Regions from separate parts of the Homo sapiens genome. Here region 1 is linked to region 2. A link is a contact called in ENCODE Hi-C or POLR2A ChIA-PET data. All regions are on one chromosome and are shown on one strand. Each heading gives the region's core, a stretch centred on a gene start or an enhancer-like site at or near the end of the contact. The rest is flanking DNA. Distances are from core to core; before and after follow the strand shown.

Region 1 (7,605 bases), core at 4,448-6,947, 200 kb after region 2:
CTTAAAGAAATGTTGTCAGGCCGGGCACGGTGGCTCACCCCTGTAATCCTAGTACTTTGGGAGGCCGAGGCGGGCGGATCACCTGAGGTCAGGAGTTCGAGACCAGCCTGACCAACATGGAGAAACCCCGTCTCTACTAAAAATACAAAATTAGCCGGGTGTGGTGGCACATGCCTGTATTCCCAGCTACTCGGGAGGCTGAGGCAGGAAAATCGCTTGAAACTGGGAGGCAGAGCTTGTGGTGAGCCAAGATTGTGCACCATTGCTCTCCAGCCTGGGCAACAAGAGCGAAACTCTGTCTCAAAAAAAAATACAGAAAGAAAGAAAAAAAAAATATTGTCAAGATTGAGATAATGTGTGCAAAGTATTTTGCGTAATGCCTAACATAAAGTAGGTAGTCAATGAATGTCAGATAATAACAATGATGATGGTAGTTATTTGTACAATAATACTAGAGACCTTTTAAGGTCAATAATGTCTTTTTTTCCCTTTCATTTATTTTTATTATCTTTTCTGGGTACATAATAGGTGTGTATATTTATGGGGTACATGAAATGTTTTGATATAGGCATGCAATATGAAGTAAGCACATCATGGAGAATGGGGTATCCATCCCCTCAAGTATTTATCCTTTGAGTTACAAACAATCCATTTACACTCTTTAAGTTATTTTTAAATGTAAAATTAAGTTATTATTGACTATAGTCACCCTATTGTGCTATTGAATAGTCCTTTCATTTATATTTAAACCCTCCTGTTCAATCTATTGTAAATCTCTGCACATAATAGATATAAAACATATGGTGAATTGACTGAGATGTAAGAGAGGATGCTAAGTAGTTTGCATCCTCTTGATAAAAATGTTAGCATTACCTAGTTCTTAGGTACTAGCTATTAAGGAGAGGAACCCATAGAAAACATGGTTGATTTAGAGCTGAAGGCTAGTTACTCTACCGCAGCAATGTCCAATCTTTTGGCTCCCCAGGGCCACCCTGAAAGAAGAATTGTCTCAGGACACACATAAAACACACTAACACTAATGATAGCTGATGAGCTAAGACAAACAAAAACACTAAAAAACTCATAATGTTTTAAGAAAGTTTACAAATTTGTGTTGGGCCACATTCAAAGCCATCCTGGGCCACATGTGGCCCTTGGGCAGCTGGTTGGACAAGCTTGCTGTATGGTCTTACCGTCTTCTCCTACCCATTAAGTTGTCTGCTTCATGAAGCTGGTTGCATTTGTTCCTGAACCTGTTTATGCAAGTTGTAATTGCCATTGTAATTATTACATTTAATTAAAATTTATTCAAACAAATAAAATATGAGATCCAAAAGAAACTTGTTATTACAATGAAAACTAAGTTGAAAGTGCTGGAAAAACTTGGCATCATGAAGTTGCTTTAAGGGAAATGCATTTGATTAGATGTGGTAGAGACTACTGTGAATATTAGGGTGAGGGAATCCTAGACATCTAGAAGTGTTTTACATTCAGATTGCTTCATAAATGTGATTAAGTTTCTCTTACAGAAAAAAAATTGGTGATCTATTTTGGGTGTGATTTATATAAGAAAGCCCATGTGGTAGTCCATGGTCAATGTGGAGGTCCTATGTCTTTTAAAGTGGCTAATGAGTATTTAAATATTTGAGGGAAGTGTACACTTTTGTGTGTGTGCGTGTTGTGTGCTCCCTCATTTTAACTGGTTTTTAAAATTACAGCCCATTAATGGCCTGTCCCTGATGCACATAATTAAAGGATTCCTCCATTAGGGCTTTTCTTTTCTTTTCTTTTTTTGAGACAAAGTTTTGCTGTTGCCTAAGCTGGAGTGCATTGGCTCAATCATAGCTCACTGTAACCTCAAACTCCTGGGCTCAGGTGATCCTCCTGCCTCAGCCTCCTGAGTAGCTGGGACTACAGTCACACACCACTGCACCCCACTAATTTTTTTTTTAAGTAGAGACAAGGTCTCACTATGTTTTCCAGGCTGGTCTCAGACTCCTGGCCTCCAGCCATCCCAAAGTACTACTCTCCCAAAGTGCTGGGATTACAGACATGAGCCACCGGGCCTCTAGGACTTCTTGTTCTCTGGTGTTTTCAGAGCTTTGCTCCTTGGCTCTCTCCACCTGTAAGAGTCTTCCCCCAATTTTGGCCTTAGTGATGCTTGCTCCTGTTTCAAGATTCAGGAAGTGTTATGTTTGATTCTCCTTCCAGTTCAGGTTTACGAGATCAGTTTACCTGTCGTAGCCTTGTCACCAATTCTGTTATCTTTGGTATTTTACCTGACTTGCTGGTAGACCAGGATGTCCCTTGAAGGCAGAGTCCCCGTGTCCCTGGCACCTTAACCCAGGGCCTGGCATTTAGTAGATACTCAATGTTTGTTCAATGCACAGTGCACCCAGAAAAAAATAGTTAAATAAAATGATTATAATTCATTTCTGATACATTTTTGTTAACTTTTATCATAAAAAATGGCACTGTAAACTTAACAAGTGCCTGGCAATGATGAAGACTGGGTGAGAGATATTGAAAATGTGGGCTACTGAGTCATACTAAAGCAACTATCTCTCCTAACCAACTTTCTCAAAGGAATTTTTTTAAAGGCAGGTGTTTTTCATTTGATCTTATCAGGAAAATAAAGAACAAACAATAATCATGAAATTTAATGAGAATTTCTTTCTTAAAGCATGATCTTTTTTGTGCCTTGCTGAGCAGTGGAAGTTGAGTTCTCTCTTCTTGTTCCCTCTCTTCCTCTATGTATCTGGACTTCTTTTTGCACAGAGGGGACTCTTTTTTTCCTAGTGGTATTTTCACTCTTTTGTCCAAGCCCTTGATCAGTTCTCAGAGTTGGAGGCACCTGTGGTTCCAGATAAATCATAAAGCCACAATGCTGTCAGTGGCTCAGCACACCAAGCTCTCCTGTCTCAGGATTTCCCACACGCTGCTCCCTCTGCTCAGCTTTTCCTCATAGTTTGCTCCCTGTTTTCATGAGTTTGCACATTAGTGGGAAAAAACAGACAATAAGTAAATGAAACACAATATATCGTATGGTACAGAAAATGAAAGCCGAGTGGGGGCCTGAGAGTGCTGGTGGGACGCTCCTCATTTATACAGATTGGCAGGAAAGGCGGACCTGGCAAAGTGACATTTCAGTAGAGTCTGTGTTAAGTGAAGGGGACACTCTGCAGACATCTGGGGGAAGAGCTTTGTTGGAGGAGGCGCCACAATTTGGAAGGCCCTGAGAAAGGGTCAGTCTCGGTCTTTTGAAGAACAACAAAGAGGCCGGTGTGGCAGAAACACAGTGGTTGGAGATGAGGGCAGAGAGATAGCAGGACGTCAGGTCTTCTAGGGCCTTGAAGGCCATGAAAGGACTTTAATCTTTACACTACAAGTTCAAGCAGGGGAAGGAAATTACCTCCCATGAGCTGGGCGCAGTGGTCCATTCTTGTAATTCTAGAACTTTGGGAGGCCGAGGTGGGTGGATCACTTGAGGTCAGGAGTTCGAGACCAGCCTGGCCAAAATGGTGAAAACCCATCTCTAGGAAAATACAAAAAACTTAGCCAGGTGTGGTGGTGCATACCTGTAATCCCAGCTACTCGGGAGGCTGAGGTGGAAGGATCATTTGAACCCGGGAGGCGAGGTTGCAGTGAGCTGAGATTGCGCCAGTGTACTCCAGCCTGGATGACAGAGCAAGACTCTGTCTCAAAAAAAGAGAAACTACCTCCCATGCATTTTGGGAGGCTCCCTCTGGCTGCTATATGGAAATGAACTAGTTGGGGATAAGGATGTGAATCAGAAAATCTGCTTCAAAGGCTCTTGCCATGGTCCTGGCAATAGAACGAAGGGATCATGGATGATGCCACTACAAGAGAAGGTGGCAAGAGGTATCTGGTTCTATTTCCTGGTATGGTCTTCCCTGACCAAGCATGTTCCTCCCATACACTCATTCATAACACCTGTTTTGTTTTGTTTTCCTACAACAGTGGTTCCTACTTACATTTTTGAGTGGCACTCGGTTGATATCCCTTACTCTTCCCCTACAAGTAAATATATAAACAACATGAGGGCAAGGATCATGTTTGTTTTGTTAATCATTTCATCTCCAGCACCTAGTCAGTACCTGGCACATAGAACGTATTTAATAAATATTTTTGAACAAAAGGAAACAGAGTCAGTTCATGGTCAGCTAGTGGTTGCATCTGAGTATTAAGAGAATGAATGTCCAGCCAACCACTGGATTGAGAAAGAGGAGAAGTTGAGATTGCCAGAGAGCTGACACTAAATTTAAAATAAATCAGGGCCAGGCGTGGTGGCTCACACCTGTAATCCCAGCACTTTGGGAGGCCAAGGCAGGCGAATCACCTGAGGTCAGGAGTTTGAGACCAGCCTGGCCAACATGGAGAAACGCCATCTCTACTAAAATATGAAAATTAGCTGGGTGTAGTGGTGTGCACGTGTAATCCCAGCTACTTGGGGGGCTGAGGCAAGAGAATTGCTTGAACCCGGGAGGTGGAGGTTGCAGTGAGCCGAGATCACACCACTATACTCCAGCCTAGGTGACAGAGCAAGACTATCTCAAAAAATACTAATAAAATAAAATAAAATAAGCCAGAACAAATTTCGATAATTCTCTAGGTATTTTTTAAAATGCTGGTCCTTGATAGCATTTCTCAGTGTCTGGCATCATTTAGATATGGTCTGTCCCAGTATTCTGGCCTGTTGTAACCCCTGGGGCTTCTCTAATTTCAACACTGTGAGCTTTTAGGGAAGAGAGCAAGAGTGTTAATGCAAGAGCTATTTGGCATAGGAAATGGACAGAGTAGCCCTTGAACTGTTCTTGTTGTACAGGTCATTTTGTTATTAACGCTGATACTATGAAAGCTTTCATTTCTGGTGATTTCTTACCTGATAAGAACAAAATAAAATGATGCTCAGTGTGCCACTTCCCTTCATTGCCTCCAAATGTCCCAGGCTTCTCTTATAAATTTTTTTATGTGGTCTAGCTATAAAATTTGAGAAATGAAACTGAGAACTCCAGCAACTGCTTCTTGATTGGTCTCACATGGCGTGCATTGCTAGGTCTCTGTGCTGTTACAACCATTGCTGTCCCATCAGCTGTGTTTTCCTGAGGGTGGTTCAAGTCACAGTGCTGGTGATGTCACTCCTGTCCCCTCTGCTGAGATCGGCGTGGTTCCAGTAAGTGATGCGTATGGTAGCAATTTGCATCATGCTGTGTTATCCAAAACTTCTCTAATGTGCACTTTTTATAGCATCTCTGCTCTAAAATCCAGCACCACCAGCACTGCTTGTTTTAGAACTCTTTCTGAAGTCTGATCACACAGGAATAAGAATACACTCATGGATAGAAAATCCCTGACTGATATTGGCACCAGCTCTTTATTTGGAAAGGGGTTTGGTATATTGGATAATAAAGAGCACAAAAATTAAAATAAAAGCAAAACTCATTACTGTTCGTATCCACCATACCCTCAAAAGTCCTATTGCCTGACACAATGAATAGTATTCAAAATTGTAAGTTAAGGGCAATGCCAACCAATTTGGGGATCAGGCTTCTTTATGTCACTCCTTGTCCTGAAAAATCTCCAATGGCTTTTACAAAATGATGATATTAATGAATTTTAGGAATATGAGCTTGTGTGGCTTTCCCTTTTGAAAAATGTGTCAACTTCCCCATTCACAGACTGAAAGGCTTAGCAAAGTGCTTGTTAACAAATGTCTTAGTAATGGTAGATTTTCAATAGCATAAACTACGTGGTTTGACTAAATATGGATGAAACTATGCTTTTTAAGTTACATGTGAAATCAGCCACATTACTTCATCTAATATGCAGCCGTACCCAGTATGAGTATAAAAACATTCAATGATAATTACAATGGTAAAGATGATGGTGAAGGCTTTAGGGACATTGGGCAGCAGTCAAATCATTAACTGGAAATGGATACTATTTCAGAATCTTGAAAAAAAATACTGAAATGGAGTAAATAGGAGGCTCACTGGAGATATATTTAGGAAACAGAATTTGCTGCTTTCCAGTTAATGATGTGAGTCATGCCCAGTATCCCTAAGGTCATCAGCATCCTCCTCATCATTGTAATTATCTTTGAATTTCTCTCAAACTCACACTGAGCATGGAGGGCTGGTAGGTGCTTTGGTGCCTTCTATGGTTCTAAATCGTGGCTTATTTAGAGGTTGTTAACAGTATCATCTGGTTTTTAATTGGTCAGCAGTCAAAAACTTTAAAAATACTGAATCATCTCCCTGAGCAAAATTGGTGCTTTTCGGCTTCTGACTTGAGTTTACAGTGGGAATAATGTAAGAGCACATCTGAGTGGGAAGCTGTGGGGCTGGGATGAGTCAAAGGCCTCCCTCAATCCACTTAGAGTTCTTCATCTCATCAGGGTGATTCGCCTGTCACTGTTCATATGGTGCCCGAGGCAAAGGGTTAGTACTGCTGATGGTGACATAGCCTATAGCAGCAGCGCAGCAATTACCTGGGAGTCACATTGTATTTGCAGTTTGTTTAGATGGATGGATGGAAGAGACTGCAGGTCAACATCAAGTTTTGTGGTCAGACTTGGCAAATACAGGAATAAAAATATGACCACAATGGTCATTTAAATATGAGCTACTGTAGTCTTCTGTCTATGCACCCTTAAATATGTGCTTCTGTTTATGAAGTTCTTACTCTACGGAACTACTTCAAGTCATTCTATTCCTAGAGGGAAATAAGTATCTAACATGATACTTATTTCCCTCTAGGTGAAGCTGGGTTTATTCAAGCATTATCAGCAACAGGGAGAGAGAAGAAAAATATTGTAAAGGAAATATAATAAAAGCCATCAGGGAAAGCTACTTAAGGATGAGTTTTTTTAAAAAATGTACTCAAATAATGAGATAAAAGGAAAAGTAGAGAGAAGAGAAAAATGGAAAGATGTACTGAAAACAGGAACGTGCAAAGAAAATATAAAGAAAATAATAGAGTGATAGCTGCAAAACCTGCCAAAGGTCTGCAGAAGGGAAAGGGGAGCAAAAAGACAACTAAATATATTGCATTATGCCATATGACCCAACGATTCCATTCCTAGGTATATACCAAAGATAACTGAAAACATGTCTACACAAAAACCTGTATGCAGATATTCACAGCAGGAGTATTCATAACAGCCCCAAACTGGAAACAACCCAAAGGCCTATCAACATATGAGTGAATTAGCAAAATGTGGTATACCCATACAATGGAATATTATTCAATGATGAAATGAAATGAAGTACTCGTACATGCAACAACATGGAAAAACCTTGAAAACATTATGCTAAGTGAAAGAAGCTACTCATGTATTGTAATTATTGTATTTTGTACATAATGTATTTATATGAAATGCCCAGAATAAGCAACTTTGTAGAGACAGAAAGTAGATTGGTGGTTCTCAGAGACTAGGGGGAGGAGGAAATGGAGAATGACTGCTTATGGGTATGGGATTTCTTTTTGGGATGATGAAAATGTTCTAAAATTAAACAGTTGTGATGACTGTACAACTCTGAATATACTAAAACCCACTAAATTGTATACTTTAAAATACTGAAT
Region 2 (7,098 bases), core at 2,229-4,728:
TGAAAGCTTCGGTCTGCGTGACCGTGCTGCGCTCCCCGCGCCACGCGGCTCCACACAACACGCCGGCCCACGCAGAACCCTCAGAACGAAATTCACCGTCTCAATACAGGCTCAAGGGAAACCTGGAGTCTGAAAAAAGGAAGGGACCCAGGGCAGGCAATTAATCACTGGTTATCTGGGGCCACAGGTTGAAGCTGTCACAAAGGCTAATCTGCAGTTGCAACTTCCTCACTGTAAAATTATTCACATCTCCTGCTGCTCTTTCTGGAAGCCACACAAGCAGACCTCTTATCGAAGTACAAGTGATGCCGTTGTTATTTGCACTCGGAAGGAATCAAGTCCTGGAAAGAAAAATCCATTTTCAACCTCAAAGGGCCTAAATAAGTAACCCTTATTTTTCCAGAAGCACTCCGTATTTAAAATGCTCAAAACAAATGCTTTACACCCAAGGAGATTTTGAACAGTCTCCATCAAGCAGTGCTAATTAAATATGTGTGCTTGTGTCTATCTTTCTTTATATGTACGAGCCGCTTCACAATGCCACAGAGTGTTTAAATCTGCCCACAATTCACATCCGAATATATACAGGCACATGTTTACACAGCCAAATCTGCCACTCTATATTGGAATGAAGGCTTAAGGAATGTTTCTCATATAAACTACACAGTGTACTGTTTCTTTGTAAGAAGGTCTATGTTTAGACAACACCCCATTGTGAAGGGCCAAGTATAAAGGCGGTGTTTAGGTTCTAAAACTTGTAAATGATTTATCATTTTGCTGAAATCTCAAAATCTTGAACATTTTATAACCCACAGTCACATAAAGCAGACTACACTTACTGAAGGCATAAATGCCCATGATGAAAATTAGTTCTTTAAAAGTGCAAATTTGTATTTTATAAATCTGGGCATAAAGTTCTATTTCTCACATGTGAATTGGAAATAAGTGTACACTTATTCCAGAAAGATTAGTTTCTTTTCACGCACATTTATTCAAACATCTAGCCAGTGAGCTAGGTGTTGGGGACGTTCTATACAGGTACTTTTCATCTTTATATTCAAGTATTCTACCAGGTTTATTATTCTTCCCTTTCCACCCATGGACTGGGCCTGGCCTTTGTCAGAGAGCTAATGCCCTGTAACATTTCATCTGAGGCTTATTACTAATAAAGTAAGAATACAGCTGAAGAGTACAATGGATGGTTTGAGAGTGTGCTGACCACACACAGCTTTCTTCTTTGTACTGTTAACACTTTGTCTAAGATGCTGCCCCCAAAGGCCTATTACCTACAGAACATTTAATAAGAACAAGGTCTTTATTATATAACCTGAGCCTGTTACTTCCTCAAGCCAAAAAAGCCTGAGACCTCATAAGGATTTCAGTCAGTGTTCTGTTATGTCCTTTGTAAAGGGTTTCCAGGAAGATGTCAAGCCCAACAAACACTTATTGTGTGTGTCTACAGGGTACACATTAGGTGCCTATTTAGTGCTATGGAATCAACCATGTTTTACTTGGAGCTCCATCCAAACTCTGTACTTCAAGAGTCTGTGCATGAAAAGAACAGAAGAGACACAGGCATACACTGTGATGCACAAGTGGAAGTATAGTTTTGTCTATTACCTGCATTTTTACAGTAGGCCCCTTATGCTATCACGTCAGGCTAGACCCTGGATTTCATGTTCATGGTGCCCCCACCTAGACCAGTGATCCTAACCCTGCCCCCATCTGACTGGACCAGTGATGGGCACCTGGAGCAAAGGCAGCCAGCCCAACAGGGACTTATGTTGGGAATCTGAATGAGAAATATGGAAGTTCCAAAGAACTGGCAATAGGAGTAGAAGCCTAAAGCTTGCAAGATAGTAAGAGGCGTAAAGAACCATGATGGGCCAAAGTTCCAAGGGCGCAATAGCTATAAGACCAGGAAGCCAACTGCACTGTTGGTGCAACACCCTCAGGACTTTGTGTGCGTGTGTGTGTGTCCTTTTTCTCTCCAGCTTCATCACTGATAGAAGATTTCACCAGCACTCCCCCAGGATTGCCTATTTTCCAGCCATCTTGTTAAAAAGTTGTTCCTTGTGTTAAACTAAATTTGTCTTTGAATACCTTGGTCCTGGCTGAGCCTCCTGATACCCTGCAGATGCAGTCCACCCATCATCCACTCAACAGCCTTTCATCCAGGCAAGGATAATGACCATGTTGGCATTCTCCCCACCTCCTGCTCACTGTCTTTTTCCTATTTTTTTTTAATGAGATGGGCTCTCAGTATGTTGCCCAGGGTGGTCTTGAACTCCTGGCCTCAAGCAATCCTCCCCCGTCAGCCTCCCAAAATGCTGGGATTACAGTGTGACCCACCACACCCAGCCTCTATGTCTTCTTTACTCTCCAGCCTAGACAAGTTTCTTCAACCGTTCTTCATGTCACATTTTTAATTCCCCTAAAAGAAACCTTGAAGATGCCTTAGTCCAAATCCCTAGGGAAAGTTAAAGTTCCTAATGAATTAGAAGCAAATGGAGACAAATGCAAAGGTTCTCACTTCTGTGAATCCTTGCCCTAGACACACGCATACCAGGCACACTGCCAAAAGACAGCCATTCTCTCCTGGATCCCCACAGCACTGCATACACAGTTCTTGCCCTGATGGAAACGTACGAGCCATGTTTCCCTCCCCTTTCTGAGCTCACAACTAGACTCCTTCTCAGCCTCCCTATCAGTCCGATGCAGCCATGTGACTGAGTCCTACAGAAAGCAAGTGAGAGAACTGATGAATGTGGGCCACTTCCAGGCCTGGCCCATAAGAACCTCTCATCCCTTTCTGTCTGGCTGCAATGGAAATGGCTATTGTGATCTCGAAGTCCTCAGGATAAAGGTGGCAGAGTCTCCTTCATCTGGGACCCTGAATGACAAGGAGAACTTCCCAGGTCTGAACTTAAGGCTATTTGTCCTACCGTAATACATGGCCCCCATAATATTTTACTCTGCTTGTATACACAGTATGCCTAACTCTTCCAACTAGATGACACTCCTTGAAAATAGGAGCAGTGTCTGCACCCACAACCCCTGGCGGCACAGTGGCTACCTAATAGTGAGAATTCATTAAACACCTAGGAACTAACTACACGAGGACTGACGAGAGAGAGAGTCTAGACTGAATCCTACTCAGTGACTTCCTTTTATTACTACCATACTTTTTCAATAAGCATAATCTCCCACTAGTTTTATAGATGATAGACATTCTCTGTGGAGAGGCTTTGCTCCCAAGATGTTATAAATGTGGTTTATGAATTATTATTTCTGGTATTTGTGAAGCTGTTTCCTCAAGAACGGGGCAAATGCCTGATTTCCCAGTGGATTGACATAATTCTGTTTGTATTGAGTTTAAAGACTGCTTCAGAGTCTTTAAAGTGCCTCATCCCCGGGACAGAAGTCTTTGCCAAGCATCGCAAATGCTGAGTTTGGAATCAGACAGAAGTTTTTTTGAACTCTCTCAGACTACCACATCTGGATGCATTTGATGTGCATCCAGGCAGAAAACAGAAACCTCATTCGAATAACACCAAATGGTAACCCATTCATGCCATATGCCTTTAAAAAAGAAAGTTTACACATTTCTTTCCTTTTATATATTTTTTTCTAGTGAAACATTGGTGACAAAATGTCACAATATGCTGATTTCATGAGTACAGGATAAAATTCATATATTTCAGATATCATATTACCCTCCATTTTTACACAACGTGACTATTGTGCAAGGTATGATTTATCACCATTTCTTTGTTCAGGACTCCCTCCCCCCATTATTATGTTGTCGTCACTCTGTGGTATTCAATACTGGTACTTTGTAAAGGCTGAATCTTGTATAGCACAAGCTTCGCTGTTCCAGCCTCGGAGCTTATAACCTTCAGACAGATCCTTCTTCAAATATAATTATTTGGGAAAATTTAAAATGTACAACTAAGGTTGCTCATAAAATACCTGCCAGCCAAAAATCAGAGGGACTTTCCCATTACCTGTGCCAAGTATATATAGAGCACTAGGACAGGAAAAGTAAGTGTTGTCACATGACCATAAAATGCAGTATGTTTTTTTTTTAAAGAGCCCTACCGCTGGGCTGAATGTTTGAAGAGTCACTTTAAACACATCCTGTAATCAAACCATCTGGAACACAGTGCTGCGATTAGTCACCCTGAACATAGGGCTTTATCTGAACAAATAGTGTATGGCAATGGAGCTTGGGAGATAGGGCAGTACTAACAAAAGGAAGTGTAATGAAACACTTTATGCCCTAGTGTGCCGCCACCCCAGTCATAAACCCCAGAGACACACTGCTCTGGTGTTAATGTACTACTTTATGAAAGCACAGTGAGCTTAAAGATTAAAGGACTGAAGGGCTAAAAATTGCTGGTTTGGATAGATCTTCTCTGTCAGCGGCTGGAATATGTTGGCATCACTCTATCTGCGTTAATTATAACCTCTCAGATGACAGTTGAGCATTCCTATTAGGGTTTGGTGTTATTTTCAGGGCATTAGGAACAGGGTTTGTTTATGGGAGGGTAGTTACGATTCTTGGTTTGCCAGAGGTTAATCTGAACACAGACTTGTTTTTGGTTCATCTAAACCCAATCCACATACAACGACAACAAAAAATGAAACCTTAAGCAATAACAAAAGCAATGGAAAAATGCTGTTCTACTCTGCATTTTAAAACATGATAATCTTTCTTACTTGACTGTACTTATCTCTTTCAAAAGTACATTTGGTCATTGGTATACAATCTATGGAAATCCTTTTTTAAAAAAAAAATCTGAAAGGATTTTCCCCCTAAATACACAGAATAAGCCCTAAACACACACACACACACACACACACACACACACACACACACACACACACACACAGCTAAAGAAACCTTGTTTCCCCATGGGCCTTATGGTTTAATACACAAAAGAACACAGAGCCACTTCCATCACTGTCACCTCCCCTGCAGCCTTTGTTCTGAGGCCTGATGAGCTGTATTGATTTGGGAAAATCATTGAGCTTCTTTGGAAAACTAGACTCTCGCTTATTCACTGCCATCTATTTCTTTCCCATGAAGACAGGTGGTCAATATCCAGCTGACTGGTCAGCTAAAAGAAGCCCAAGCTGCTTTTTTCTTGCTTCCCTAGTAACATTATCATTTCCCACTTCTAGAAGATACAATGGCCTGTTAAGGAGTCTTGTGAGTAAGAAGAGGGAGCAGAAATAAGACTTTTATAAGGCACCACCGGTAACACTAAGATGCTGTCCCATATGTTCACGTGGGAGGCTGCACCGCACATATAGATGGTGACGATATTTTCACTGACCAAGTTTAAGCATCAGTGAAAACTTACAGGGCCCAAGATATAACATGAAAAGAAATACTAAATCAAAACAGATCATTAGAGACCAGGTGCAGTGGCTCACGCCTGTAATCCCTGCACTTTGGGAGGCCGAGGCGGGTGGCTCACGAGGTCAGGAGATCGAGACCATCCTGCCCAACACAGTGAAACCCAGTCTCTACTAAAAAATAAAAAAATAAAAAAATAAAAAATAGCCGGGCCTGGTGGTGGGCACCTGTAGTCCCAGCTACTCGGGAGGCGGAGGCAGGTGAATGGCGTGAACCCGGGAGGCAGAGCTTATAGTGACCTGAGATCGCACCACTGCACTCCAGCCTGGGCGACAGAGCGAGACTCCATCTCAAAAAAACAAACAAACAAACAAACAAAAACAGATCATTAGAGATCAATTAATGTTTACTGTGGAAAGACATGCTTTACTTCTTTTAAATAATCAAAACATATGTTCTACCAAGCAAGTGTCCTAGTTACAAAATGTCTTAGGTGTAATTTAGACATTTTAAGTAACAAAGAGCATCATAAAAAAAAATCACATGGAGATCTTTAGAAAGTAATTTTTAATCAGGAATTTTGATCAGTAACAAAAATATTTGCTTTTAAGTTAGGCAAACATACATATCCTAAAGCAACATTGCCCTTGATGACTTGAGGCCAGCTTTAAAATAAAATAAAATATATGTACTGCACCATTCATATACAATATGTACCCCTTATTGTGTAGACCGTTCCTCTAGTAGTTCCTGCTAAGGTTCCTGGAGTCCCTACTTTGGGGACAGGCAGGCAGAACAGGTTTCAGGTGATAGTGTTGGGGGAGGAGGGAAGAAGACAAGTCCCCTGAGCTTGCTTCAGCAAGGTCAGCAAGTCAGACATTTAACTGGGATGCATCAAAAGCCACCCCCTGTACCCCAAAAGGGATGGCCTTCATGCTGTGGTCCCTCAGCGCTCAGTCAACACACAGCAGGATGCAAGGGACAAAGGAGGACAGGAAGATAGAATCAAATAAAAAAATACAGTCTTCTGAGACAGACATTTGGAGCAATTCAAATGCATAAACTGAATATGTACATGTATAGAGTGTGTGTCTGTATACATTTGTACCAAGGGGTTTTATTTCTTGTCTTTGATTAAACTTCCTAGTAAGTAGCTGCCTCCTTTGAGGCTTAGTGCCACCAAACTAAGCAACAGCATCACTCTGATTTCTAATGCCAAGTTTGAAACTTAATTTTTCTCCTGCTCCTTGTCAGGCACCACTGGTTGGTCTGAAATCTGATGAGTTTGGATGACGATTTCTAGTGTGGGGCAGGTTTCTCAAACCCTCTCCTTTTTTAAAGCCAAATTTCCTCATTAGAGTAGCAGAATGCTTTCTCCTTCTCTTCCTCCTCCCTCTCTTTGTGGGAAGACAAAGGTTCAATGCCCACTGTAACAGAATTGACTCCCCTCCCCAATCCAGTCTCACAAGCTTGTATCATTAGCTTGTTAGGACACATTTTTCTTCTTTTAAATAAAAGTGTTAAAAAGTTTGGGAAAGGTATTTTGTAATTATTGAACTAGGCCTACTATGAGCCATAATAATGACACAGATCTTGTGGTATTACCTCCTAATGGTCATTCCTTTCCTAAGAGTGTTATTTTAGAAGACGGCTATTACAAGTGGCCCTGGGCACATAGCACAGGGCCAGGGTCTGTCAAAATGAGAGGGAAACAGCTTTCACTTACTCCCACT

The links. A loop is a pair of places that touch in the nucleus more often than their neighbours do. ChIA-PET counts read pairs that join two places held with the same protein, here RNA polymerase II (POLR2A). Pooled maps may share reads with other maps.
Region 1: a map of CD14-positive monocyte shows a loop between it and region 2 (6-fold over the local background). The contact joins two enhancer-like sites. A Hi-C loop is called at or near these places in 2 of 168 maps with a recorded cell type or tissue (CD14-positive monocyte and natural killer cell) and 2 of 50 pooled maps. POLR2A ChIA-PET finds 5 or more read pairs at or near these places in 1 of 52 experiments (MCF 10A).

Annotation. Positions count from the first base shown.
Region 1 is chr5:124,854,059-124,861,663 of GRCh38, forward strand. No RefSeq gene overlaps it. Among named protein-coding and RNA genes, the nearest start is that of ZNF608, 110 kb to the left of the region's middle. Within about 2 kb of position 5,698, at least 2 of the 41 ENCODE cell types and tissues checked have a DNase peak (open chromatin) inside an H3K27ac peak, as active enhancers do.
Region 2 is chr5:124,651,958-124,659,055 of GRCh38, forward strand. The region is part of intron 3 of ZNF608 (zinc finger protein 608); the gene reads right to left. Among named protein-coding and RNA genes, the nearest start is that of ZNF608, 91 kb to the right of the region's middle. RefSeq lists an enhancer at 77-126. Within about 2 kb of position 3,479, at least 19 of the 41 ENCODE cell types and tissues checked have a DNase peak (open chromatin) inside an H3K27ac peak, as active enhancers do.